2 separate regions of the Homo sapiens genome follow, and region 2 is linked to region 1. Evidence: chromatin loops called from intact Hi-C (ENCODE). Cell type or tissue: Calu3. All regions are shown on one strand. Each heading gives the region's core, and the rest is flanking DNA. Links, peaks and the distances in the headings are about the cores only. Region 1 has its middle 43 kb from the start of PRPS1L1. Region 2 has its middle 13 kb from the start of PRPS1L1.

Region 1 (5,388 bases), core at 206-5,205:
CTAGCATGTGCCAGGGAGGAGAACACAGAAAGGAGAAGAAATGTCTGCTCACATTCTAACTGGGTAAACAGACATAAATAACTAATCATCCAGTAAGTGCTAGTAATGTAATTCAGCACAAAGTCCTAAGGATCCATAGAGGAAAAACACAGAGTCACAGAACTTTAGAATAGCTACTCCATTTAAACATAAACATGGGAACAGCAACATGGGAAAAGTTCTTGAATGCACAGTGCATGTTCAAGAAGATTAGACAGAAGGCATGAGACAAACATAATAAGGTGAGGCTGAAAAGAAAGATTGAGGATAGGCTGAAACATGGGAGTTCTTAACTCAGTCCTGGCAGCATTATACATTGCTAATTTTATTGCCGTGTGTCATGCTTAGGAATTTGTACTTAAGTTTGTAAGCAAATGGGAACCAGCAGAAGTTGTAAGCAAGTGTGTGCTATTTCAATGTATTCTGGAAAGTTAAGTGCAGGGAGATAAGTGCAGGGGTGTGTCATAACATGGAGAAATTTGGTAAAATAATAATTTTTTAAAAAACATGATAACCAGTTGGAGATCGGGAACACAGAAGTGAAAGGCATCCCCGAGGCTCCTAGCTTGGTTTAGTGTGTAGATGGTTATAGTAGTACCTGAGATGCAGCTCATAAGAGAAAGAACACAGTTTCTGCACAAAGCAGTACTAGGGGAAAATTTATAAAGTTTATTCACAGTGGAAGAAAATTTACTCTAGGCTGGGCACAGTGGTATTTCAATGTAATCCCACTACTGGGATTACAAAGCTCATGCTTGTAATCCCAGCACTTTGAGAGACCGAGGCTAGCAGATTATTTGAGGTCAGGAGTTCAAGACCAGACTGGCCACCATGGTGAAACCCCGTCTCTACTAAAAATACAAAAATTAGCCGAATGTGGTGGCAGGCACCTGTAGTCCCAGCTACTCAGGAGGCTGAGGCAGGAGAATCACTTGAACCGGGAGGCAGAGGTTGCAGTGAGCCAACATTGCGCCACTGCACTCCAACCTGGGTGGGTGACAGAGAGAGATTCCATCTCAAAAACAAACAAACAACAACAACAAAAAGATTTACTATAGTGGGGGCTTTCAGGGAAGGAGGAGGGACAATAAAATGTGCCCTTATCATAGAGACATTCCTTCTCCTGGGATTTTATTCAATCTGTCTGGCTGTATCAGAATGGGCAGAGTAGGAGAATATATGACCTGGATATAATACTGTGTTGGGGGGCACGTGCTGCGGTGATAAACCCAGCTGAAGGCTGAGGAAGTCTGTGGCACCTGGAGTCGATACAAACAGGCAGTAGGTGGTAGTAGAGGCAACCCCAGGGCATGGGGAAGTCTATTGTGGTCTGAGGAAGGTGTCCAATGAGCAATCAAGCATAAAGATATAGAATCCAGGGAAGGGTAATACCTGGGAATCCCCACAGGCCAACAACTACTAACAAGGAAGTGTCAGAAGGTGACCTATTCACTGGTGGGTACTCGAGGGAGAATTCTAGTGCCCGAGAGAAAACCCAGCAAGGCAAAGGACTGCAGACCTATGGACATGGAATACTAGCTAGACATGAAGTAGGGTCAAGCAGAGGAACAAAAACAAGCAACCAGGTAAAAGGCTGAGGGTATAGTTTGTGAAGTGGGTCTTGGAAACAAGGTAGAAGCCTGTTACCAGCTGATCAGGAAGACTGTGGAGAAAGGAGCTAACAGAGTACTAAGTTCAAAAGTGTCAGCCAATGCTTCTTTACCCAGCTAGTATGTTGTAACCACTTGGAGAAATTTAAACAAATATTTTTGCCTAGTACCCATTCTAAACTAATTAAAATTGGGTTTTCCGTTGGTGGAGCCTAGATGTTGCTCTTTAAAACAAAAACTATCCAAGTGTTGTAAGCAAAAGTTGAAAAACACTCATCTAGAATGTACTCAACCATCGTAATTACCTGGATAGCTTTTAAAAAAAATCCCTGAGGTCAGGTTCTACTCCAATAGATTCTAAGTTAAAGTCTGGGGTTCAGCTTAAATGTAAGCACTTTTCAAAGGTCCCCAAATGATTTTAATATGCAGCCGAGGTCAAAAGTCATGGTCTAGAACTACGCTGTCCTGGTGACTAAGGTAGCCACTAGTCACATGTGGCTATTAAGTACGTGAAATGTTGCTAGTCTGAACTGAGATGTGCTGTAAGCCTAAAAAACACACTGGGTTTTAAAGACTATGAAAATAGTAATGTAAAATAGTCATTAATAATTTTTATATTGATTACATGTTGAACATTTCGAATATATTGGGTTAAATAAAATAAACTATGAAAAAAAAATTTAGACCAGGCGCAGTGGCTCAAGCCCGTCCAGCACTTTGGGATTTCAAGGTGGGTGATTGCTTGGGTCCAGGAGTTTGAGACCAGCCTGGGCAACATAGCAAGGCCCCACCTCTACAAAAAATACAAAAATTAGCTGGGTGTGGTGGTGGTGTCTGTAGTCCCAGCTACTCAGGAGGCTGAGGTGGAGGATCGCTTGGGCCCGAGAGCCGGAGGCAGTGACCAAGATTGTGTCACTGCACTCCAGCCTGGAAGACAGAGTGAGATCTTGTCTCAAAATAAAATAAAATAAAATAAAATTTCCTTTTTTCTTTTTATAAGGGGTGTTGGAGAGAGAGAGGTCACCTTGGCCTCCCAAAGTGCTGGGATTACAGGTGTGAGCCACTGTACCCAGCACCTATTTCTTTTTACTATTTAAAATGTGGCTACTAGAAAACTTAAAATTACATATGTGACTCGCATTATATTTGTGTTGTTTTGGAGCTTCTTTCATGATTCCAGCCTAAAGTCCAGATTGGTCCTAAGGACAACAGTTGAGCTGAGTCTGGGTAGTCCAGGTGTGGGAGGAAAAAGGCTGCAGAAACTGACACCCTGTGGCCAGAAATATCCTTCCCTTTTACAACCCTTATTATGTTATAAAGTTAAAGAACATCAGGGGTAAAGGGAATATGAAAAGTCATCCAGTTTAACTCCTTCATGTTATAGTAGAAACTATTTATTTCATTTCATTTTGTTGTCCTGAATGAAATTCTTGCAGTTGGCCATCCTGATTAAGTAAGAAGCATTCTCCTTTAATAATGTAAACAACTTGAAACTGAAGAAACTATTACACACTAGTTTGAATTACAGAATTCAAACTAATTCAATCAGATTGCACTCCTCATAATACCCAAAGGAAGGCTGTGGGGCTGAAAATCCAGTTAGACTCAGGAAGGAGTGATAGGACTATTGGGAACAGAGAATACCTTGAAGAGCAGGATTGGCCCCGAAAGAGTCCTACAAAGGGCACTTAGGGCAGGAAGAAGATACTGAAGCTGTTTATCTGGGTGGTCTTGGAAGTGACCGTGAAAAAACAAAATGGGATACTACTAAAAGGGCATTCAGAATTTTTTTTTATTTCAAAATTTTGCCTGTTTCCAAGGAAACAAGAGAAAACTAGACTTCCTTTTTTTTAGCTCTCATAAGCCTGACTAATATTGCAGTATTAAAGTTTAGTAATACTGAAAGTTAAATGGGCTTTTAAAAATCAGGAATTGCTTGTATGCAACACTGACTGCTCAATGGAAAATTCCTTACAAAGCTTCGCTTATAAACTGCACCTGGATTTGCTAAACGGTAATAAATCTGGACAAAACTAAGCACATAATATACTCAGTGGGTTAGAGTTTTATAGCTTGGAGTTACTGTCTCTTTGACTGCTAACAGACTTGATTGGATCCTTTGGACAAGAAGGAGAGCATTAAGTATCCCTTCATATCTCAGAGTCTGTTCTGATGGGCAGTTTAAAGTCAAGAATAGTAAAATGGGTGTAGAAATCTAAACTTGATTGGCAACTTTGACAACCAAGGATTTCTTTTTTAAAATTTTGTTTTGTTTACCTTGAGAAAGAGATTTCTATTTCTCCTGTCACTTCCTCATATGAGAGTTAGTTTTATTCTGAGTAATATGTAGCAAATGAAAAAATTCTTCTTTAAGGTGAGTCATCATTCTGCTTTTGGATACCAAAAAGAAGAAGAAGAAGAAAAGAAGAAGAAGAAGAAGAAGAAGAAGAAGAGGAAGAGGAAGAGGAAGAGGAAGAGGAGGAGGAGGAGGAGGAGGAGGAAGAGGAAGAGGAAGAGGAAGAGGAAGAGGAAGAAAAGAAGCAGCTCAGGAAACTGATAAAAAGAAACCCTAGACAAGCAAAGAGGGCTATGTGGAGAAAAATGTTAGATTAGCAAAACAATTTTGAATTGATATCCTGTCTTAAATGTATTATCGGCTCACAGAGCAAAACAAAACCCCTAAATAAACTTTGTGAGAAGACTCAAATTTGTCTGAAAATTTGACATACAGAAATTCCTAAGATTACGAGGGTAATGTGTTTAGTTAATAGGTTTAGGATAGTTTCTTGTAAAAGCTTAGATCTTCGTTGACACAAACATACGCCATTTTATTGTGTTACACTTTATTGCTCTTTGCAGATGCTGCATTTTTTGCAAATTGAAGGCTGTATCAACCCCAAGTTGAACAAGATTATTGGTGCCATTTTTCCAAAAGCATGTACTCATTTCATGTCTATGTCACATTTTGGTAATTCTTGCAATATTTCAACACATTCATTACTATTATATCTATTATGGTGGTCTGTCATCAGTGATCATTCATGTTATTGTAATTATTTTGGGGCAACGTATACTGTGCCTATATAACAGCCAATTTAATCAATAATTTGTATGTATACTGACTGCTCCACTGATTGGTCTTTCCTCCAGCTCTTTATCTCTCCTTGTATCTTCCTATTCCCTGAGACACAACACCATTTAAATTAGGCCAAGTGAAAGGAAGAGTCACACATCTCTCACTTTTCAATCAAAAACTAGAAATGATTAAATTTAGTAAGGAGAACATATTGAAAACTGAGATAGGCCAAAAGCTAGTCTTCTTGCACCAAATAGCTAGCAAAATTATGAATGCAAAGGAAAAGTTCTAGAAGAAAATTAGAAGTGCTACCTCAGTGAACACATGAAACCATAAGAGAGCAAAACAGCCTTTGGCTGATAAGGAGAAAGTTTGAGTGGTCTGGATATAAGACCAAACCAGACACAACATTCCCTTAAACCAAAGCCTAATCCAGAGCAAGGTCCTAACTCTTCAATGCTATGAAGTCTGAGAGAGGGGAAGAAACTGCAGAACAAAAGAGGTTGGTTTAAGAGGCTGAAAGAGAGAAGCTATCTCCAGAACATAAAAGTGCAAGATAAGCCAGGCATGGTGGCTCACGTCTGTAATCCCAGCACTTTGGGAGGCTGAGGTGGGTGGATCACCTGAAGTCAGGAGTTTTAGACCAACCTGACCAACATGGTG
Region 2 (5,388 bases), core at 258-5,257, 56 kb before region 1:
AAGAAGCTTCTGTAATACTTCTTAAAGAAGTCATGTATTTATCCTGCTAAGGTAAACAGGCTCAGACATTTCCTTATGCCAGAACTTGCTTGGAGGTGTCAGCCTCTGCTTCTCCCAGGGTTCATCAGTGTCATTTTATAAGTTAAAAAAAAAGAGAAATATTTGAAGATGGTAATGAAATTGTCAAATTGTAAACCAAATCAATATTCACTACAGGAAACTCTGAATATTGTATAGTTTAGAGTATTTGTAGTAGACTGTATTCATGAAGCTATAAAGAACTGCTTGAGACTGGTTAATTTGTAAAGAAAAGAGGTTTAATTAACTCACAGTTCTGCATGGCTGAGGAGGCCTCAGGAAACTTATAATCATGGCAGAAGGGGAAACAGGCACATCTTACATGGTGGCAAACGAGAGACAGAGAGAGAGAGTGTGTGTGTGTGTGAGCATGCAGGATAAACTACCACTTATAAAACCGTGAGATCTCATGAGAATTCACTCACTATCATGAGAATAGCATGGGGGAAACCATCCCCATAATCCAATCACTTCCCTTCCTCGATGCATGGGAATTACAATTCGAGTGAGGTTTTAGTGGGGAAATGGAGCCAAACTACATCAGTAATAGTTCTCAAACATGGCTGGACATTAACCTGAAAAGCTCTTAGGGTTAGGGTGACCCAGAACCACATACCTCAGAATCTCTGGGGTCAGGGCTGAGGCATCAGGGTTTTTTTAAGCTCCTCAGGTGATTTTAACACACAGCCAAGTTTGAGAATCACTGGTCTAGTGCTACTGAGTAAAAAAAATTCCCGGGGTTGGGAATGGAAATAAATATTTTCAAAACATTGATGATTGGCCACACTGGCAGTCACTGGTTTAGAAAAGATATCACCCCAATAAAATGGCTGAGGGCCTATGTTTTCAGTTATGAAATCTGAGGACACATTGCCAGTGGAGTTTTCAGACAGGAAATATGTAGTAAGATTTTGGTTTTATTTATTTATTTATTTATTTTTTCTTTTTGAGACAAGGTCTTGTTCTGCCACCTAGGCTGGAGTGCAGTGATGTGATCATAGTTCATTGCAGCCTTGACCTCGTGGGCTCAAACAATCCTTCCACCTCAGTCTCCGAAGTAGTTGGGACTACAGGTACAGGCCACCACACCCAGCTAATTTTTGTATTTTTAGTAGAGATGGAGTTTCACCATGTTGCCCAGGCTGGTCTTGAACTCCTGGGCTCAAGAGATCTGCCCGCCTCAGTCTCCCAAAGTATTGGGATTACAAGTGTGAGCCACTGTGCCCAGCCAATATTTTGTATTACAGATCATGAAATTTGAAATCGCTTCATAATATCTCACTATTTACTAGCCTATAAACAACATAGAGGATTTGAAGTTAAAAGAGAACTTCATTTTATTTTAAATTTTTTGAGACAAGGTCTCACTATGTTGCCCAGGCTGGTCTCAAATTCCTGGGCTCAAGCGATTCTCCCATCTGGATCTCCCAAAGTACTGAGATTATAGGCAGGAGCCACCATGCCTGGCCTAAAGGAGAACTTTAGATTTGTAGTTTCCCTTCTGTTTTACTTAAATCATAACCCTTAACACTGGACCAACATAGTTTATCTTTTACCTACTAGGAATTAATTTTGTATGAAAATTGGGTGAAACTCAGCCTTTATAGTACAGAAGAGACAGCATGAAAATCACAGCTATGTAGGAACCAAGCAAAAACAGTGCTGATTTATGAAACTTCACAGACTTAGAAATAGAAACAAAACACTAAATATTCATGAAATCCCATACAGTGCTTGCACATAAGTTACATCTCAGGGATTTGTAACTTAGTTATAGGAAAAAATAATAAGCTGAGCACATCCAAACATATGAAACTTCTCAAGTGTTAGGTTTCACTAATTTCTGGTCTTATTTTGTTTTGAATCATAAATAAACCATAAGTATGCTATAAGTGGTTGGCCACAATCTAAACCTCCCAATGAAAAGTAAACAAAGATTTCATCAGCAAAAAAAGGAGTAAAGATGGAAAGAAGGATTTAATATCAATCTTCTCTGATTGCAAGGTTTTTTTAAAAGTGGTAGAAGAAGCTCCTTAAAGACACAAAGCCACAAGTGAAAGAAGCAAGTAAAATTCTATCATTCAATGAAGCAACATCACAAACCTATCATGAAAACATTCCATTAAAATAAGAAAATCTGTGCCATGTACACTTTAGAGTGAATCATAAATTCAAGAAATTATCTGAAAGGCTAATACAATAATCAAGGGAATCTTAGATTTCATTGAGTTACTTTGTCAATTTTGGTCTCAGTTTCATACCATAATTATCCCAATTTTATTTAACTATACTAATGACAGATGCAGACTTCAAACACAAACACTGTGCACACAAGCCACATTTCAAGTGAAAAGATGAAAAGAAGCTCACTGATGAAATCTAACAATTCAACTCAAGAGCCATTTATTTATTTCAGACACATTGGCTTTTTAAAATAAGTATTATTCAACGAATTACTAAAAATCCATCATTTTCATCCTTTTTGCAACTTGTGTTTTTTCTCCTTCAACGTGTAATAAGTCGTAATTAACCCCAAATCACTCTGGAACATAATACTGTTTTTTAACAACTGTTAAGAACTTGTTTAATTAGAAAAAATTTACCATAAAGATACACTGCGTGTGTGTGTATGTGTGTGTAAGGAAGAGTGTTTTCAAATGGCCTTAGTTTACCTGCGACACAAATAAATGCTGGGAGATAATGTATCGCCTCCATTGAAATGCTTTTACTGTTCTTAAAAAAGCATGTATGATACTGGAATGTATAAATAGTAGTTAAGCATTAGGAATGTGGAGTGACACATCCAGTGTAATACTACACTGGTCAGACCCACAAGAGCTCAATTGTTTAGATTCAGATATTTAAGAGAGATGTGGAGGCCAGTAAAAATGATCAAAGAATTTAAAAATGTGACCAATAATGAAGGCCTTGACAAAACGAGATTATTCAGCAAAGGGGTTTTTAAATGAGGGTTCTCAAGTATATAAAGAGGATGATATCAGCTACTCTCCATCTTTACCGCGGAATGAATGAGCAGGAATGAGATTAAACTTCAGCAGAGAGACTTAAGCAAGATATAAGAGAATTTCCCAAATGAGTTATATTTTTAAAAATAGAAAATCATCAAAAGGGTCTATGGAATTTCCTTCCCCAGAGATATGTATAAATAAGGCATATATTTTCTTATTCAGAATGTTCCAGCGATGTCTTGCTGTGAGGAATAGTCTGCTATCATAGAATCTCAGCAGAGGAAGAGTATGTTTCCCAGTCACCATTTATTGCTATAAAATATACTAAAAATGGAGACTTAAAATAGAGTTATAAGAAGTAAGCATTGGCCAGACACAGTGTGGCTCAGGCCTGCAATCCCAGCACTTTGGGAGGCCGAGGCGGTCTGATCATGACGTCAGGAGATGGAAAACATCCTGGCTACAGTGAAACCTGGTCTCTACTAAAAATACAAAAAAATTAGCCGGGTGTGGTGGTGGGTGCCTGTAGTCCCAGCTACTCGGGAGGCTGAGGCAGGAGAATGGTGTGAACCCAGGAAGCGGAGCTTGCAGTGAGCCGAGATCATGCCACTGCACTCCAGCCTGGGCGACAGAGCGAGACTCCGTCTCAAAAAAAAAAAAAAAAAAAAAAAAAAAAAAAAAGTAAGCATTAAAACACTAAAAAGATTTTTTAATCTATAGTTTAAAATATGCTTAATTCCTGTAGGATAAACTGAGGAAAGCAATAAACTGTCCTCTTTTGGTTAACCAGAAATTTTTCACATGGCCTTATGACCAAACTTTTTTAAAAGGGAACTCACTCTATCCTTGCATGAGGAGAGAGCCTGTTATTACAAGGATCCATTAAGATGTCAATGTAAACACACCTCAATCCATGGAGAAAGGAAATAAAAACCTGCTCCACCTATAGACCCAGGCTTCACTCTCACCTGAAAACCCTCCCAGGCACAACATAAAAAGGCTCCTTTCGGTCTCACACCACATCACTCATGGTCATTTTGTTGACATTCTTTAGGCCACACCGTCCTGCTTTCGATTTTGCAGATCCCTACCCTATTGATTAGTCTGAATGTTCTATCCTCACTTTGTACTTCAGATTGAGCAGTGCCTTCCCAACTCTCAGCTGACTGGAGAGTTTTTGGGTGAAGACTCACCTGCTTTGAGGAAACCGACGGAACCATGAACTCTTTAGAAAAGAGCTACCTTCAGCGTGTTCCCCTCTCATCACAGCTCACTCTCACTCCCTGGAGAGAAATGGACACAGTGATAATTTACCTGTTCTACCTCACTGTTCTTGCCCCTTTAGGAGGAAGATAAATGACAAGTAAAAAAGAACTTGGAGTGGGTGCCCATGTAGACCAGGACTCCATTATCAGTTTTCAAAAAATTTCAACACCTATCTATATCCTGTATACAAATTAGCTTATATGTGCAAAGTGTATCTGGTACATATATAATGTATAAAGTTCCTAATCCTTTACATTTGATTTATTTATTTCATCCTAACAACCCTAACAGGTTAGGACTCTTATTGTATTCATTTTGCAGATGTAAAATTTGGCAAAAATGTGTTAAGTAATTTGCCCCAAGTCACCCAGATCTTAGGTTAATGAGCCAGGATTCAAACCCAGGCAGTCTGGCACCAGAGTCTGTGTGCATATCCACAACACCAAACTGCCCCTCTGCAATTAGATAAAACTTAAAGGACATAAGAAATCAACTATTTTGCTCTACTAGTACTTAGATCATTAATCACCATTTTTCTGTACTCCAAACAGATAAAAGAACTAGTGACAATAAAATATTGCTTTAAAAATAAGAAAATTTTTAAGAAATAAAGTATTAGCTTAACCACTGGCAAAACCTCCTTTTCCTATGTCTACAAAAGGAATAAAACAGATTGACACTAATAAGCTGTTTCTTATGTTTCATTGTAGTTTGTTTGAAATGAGAGCTCATGAATTGAATTGATAAGAAGTAAATTAACATATAAGGATATGAAGCAGAATGTATTTATACAAAAATTGACTGTTGGTGAAGTAAACTGCTAAAGTCAACAACAATTACAAGTAACATTTTAAAGATGAATTACTAGAAGGTAGTATGTAGAATATATATTTATTATACATATTTAGTGTCTGTTAGTGTTACCAGTTAAGGGTAGTTTTCCAGGTTCTTGATGTTTTGAACAAAGAATTGGACAAAACACACAAACAAAGCAAGGCAGCAAAAGCAGAGATTTATTTTAAACAAAAGTACACTCCACAGTGTAAGAGCGAGCTCGAGCAAGTGTCTCAAAAGC

Evidence for each region. Peaks named below come from ENCODE experiments on the same cell type or tissue, not always from the same donor. Only the 100,000 strongest peaks of a DNase experiment are listed, where the experiment ranks them.
Region 2: it touches region 1 in a loop (2.4-fold over the local background); 3 of 110 quality-filtered maps call a loop at or near these places.

The regions. Positions count from the first base shown.
Region 1 is chr7:17,982,013-17,987,400 of GRCh38, reverse strand. No RefSeq gene overlaps it. Among named protein-coding and RNA genes, the nearest start is that of PRPS1L1, 43 kb to the left of the region's middle. In Calu3, for the core only: no CTCF peak of the experiment used is centred there; a DNase peak (open chromatin) is centred at 2,898.
Region 2 is chr7:18,037,930-18,043,317 of GRCh38, reverse strand. No RefSeq gene overlaps it. Among named protein-coding and RNA genes, the nearest start is that of PRPS1L1, 13 kb to the right of the region's middle. In Calu3, for the core only: no CTCF peak of the experiment used is centred there; a DNase peak (open chromatin) is centred at 2,867.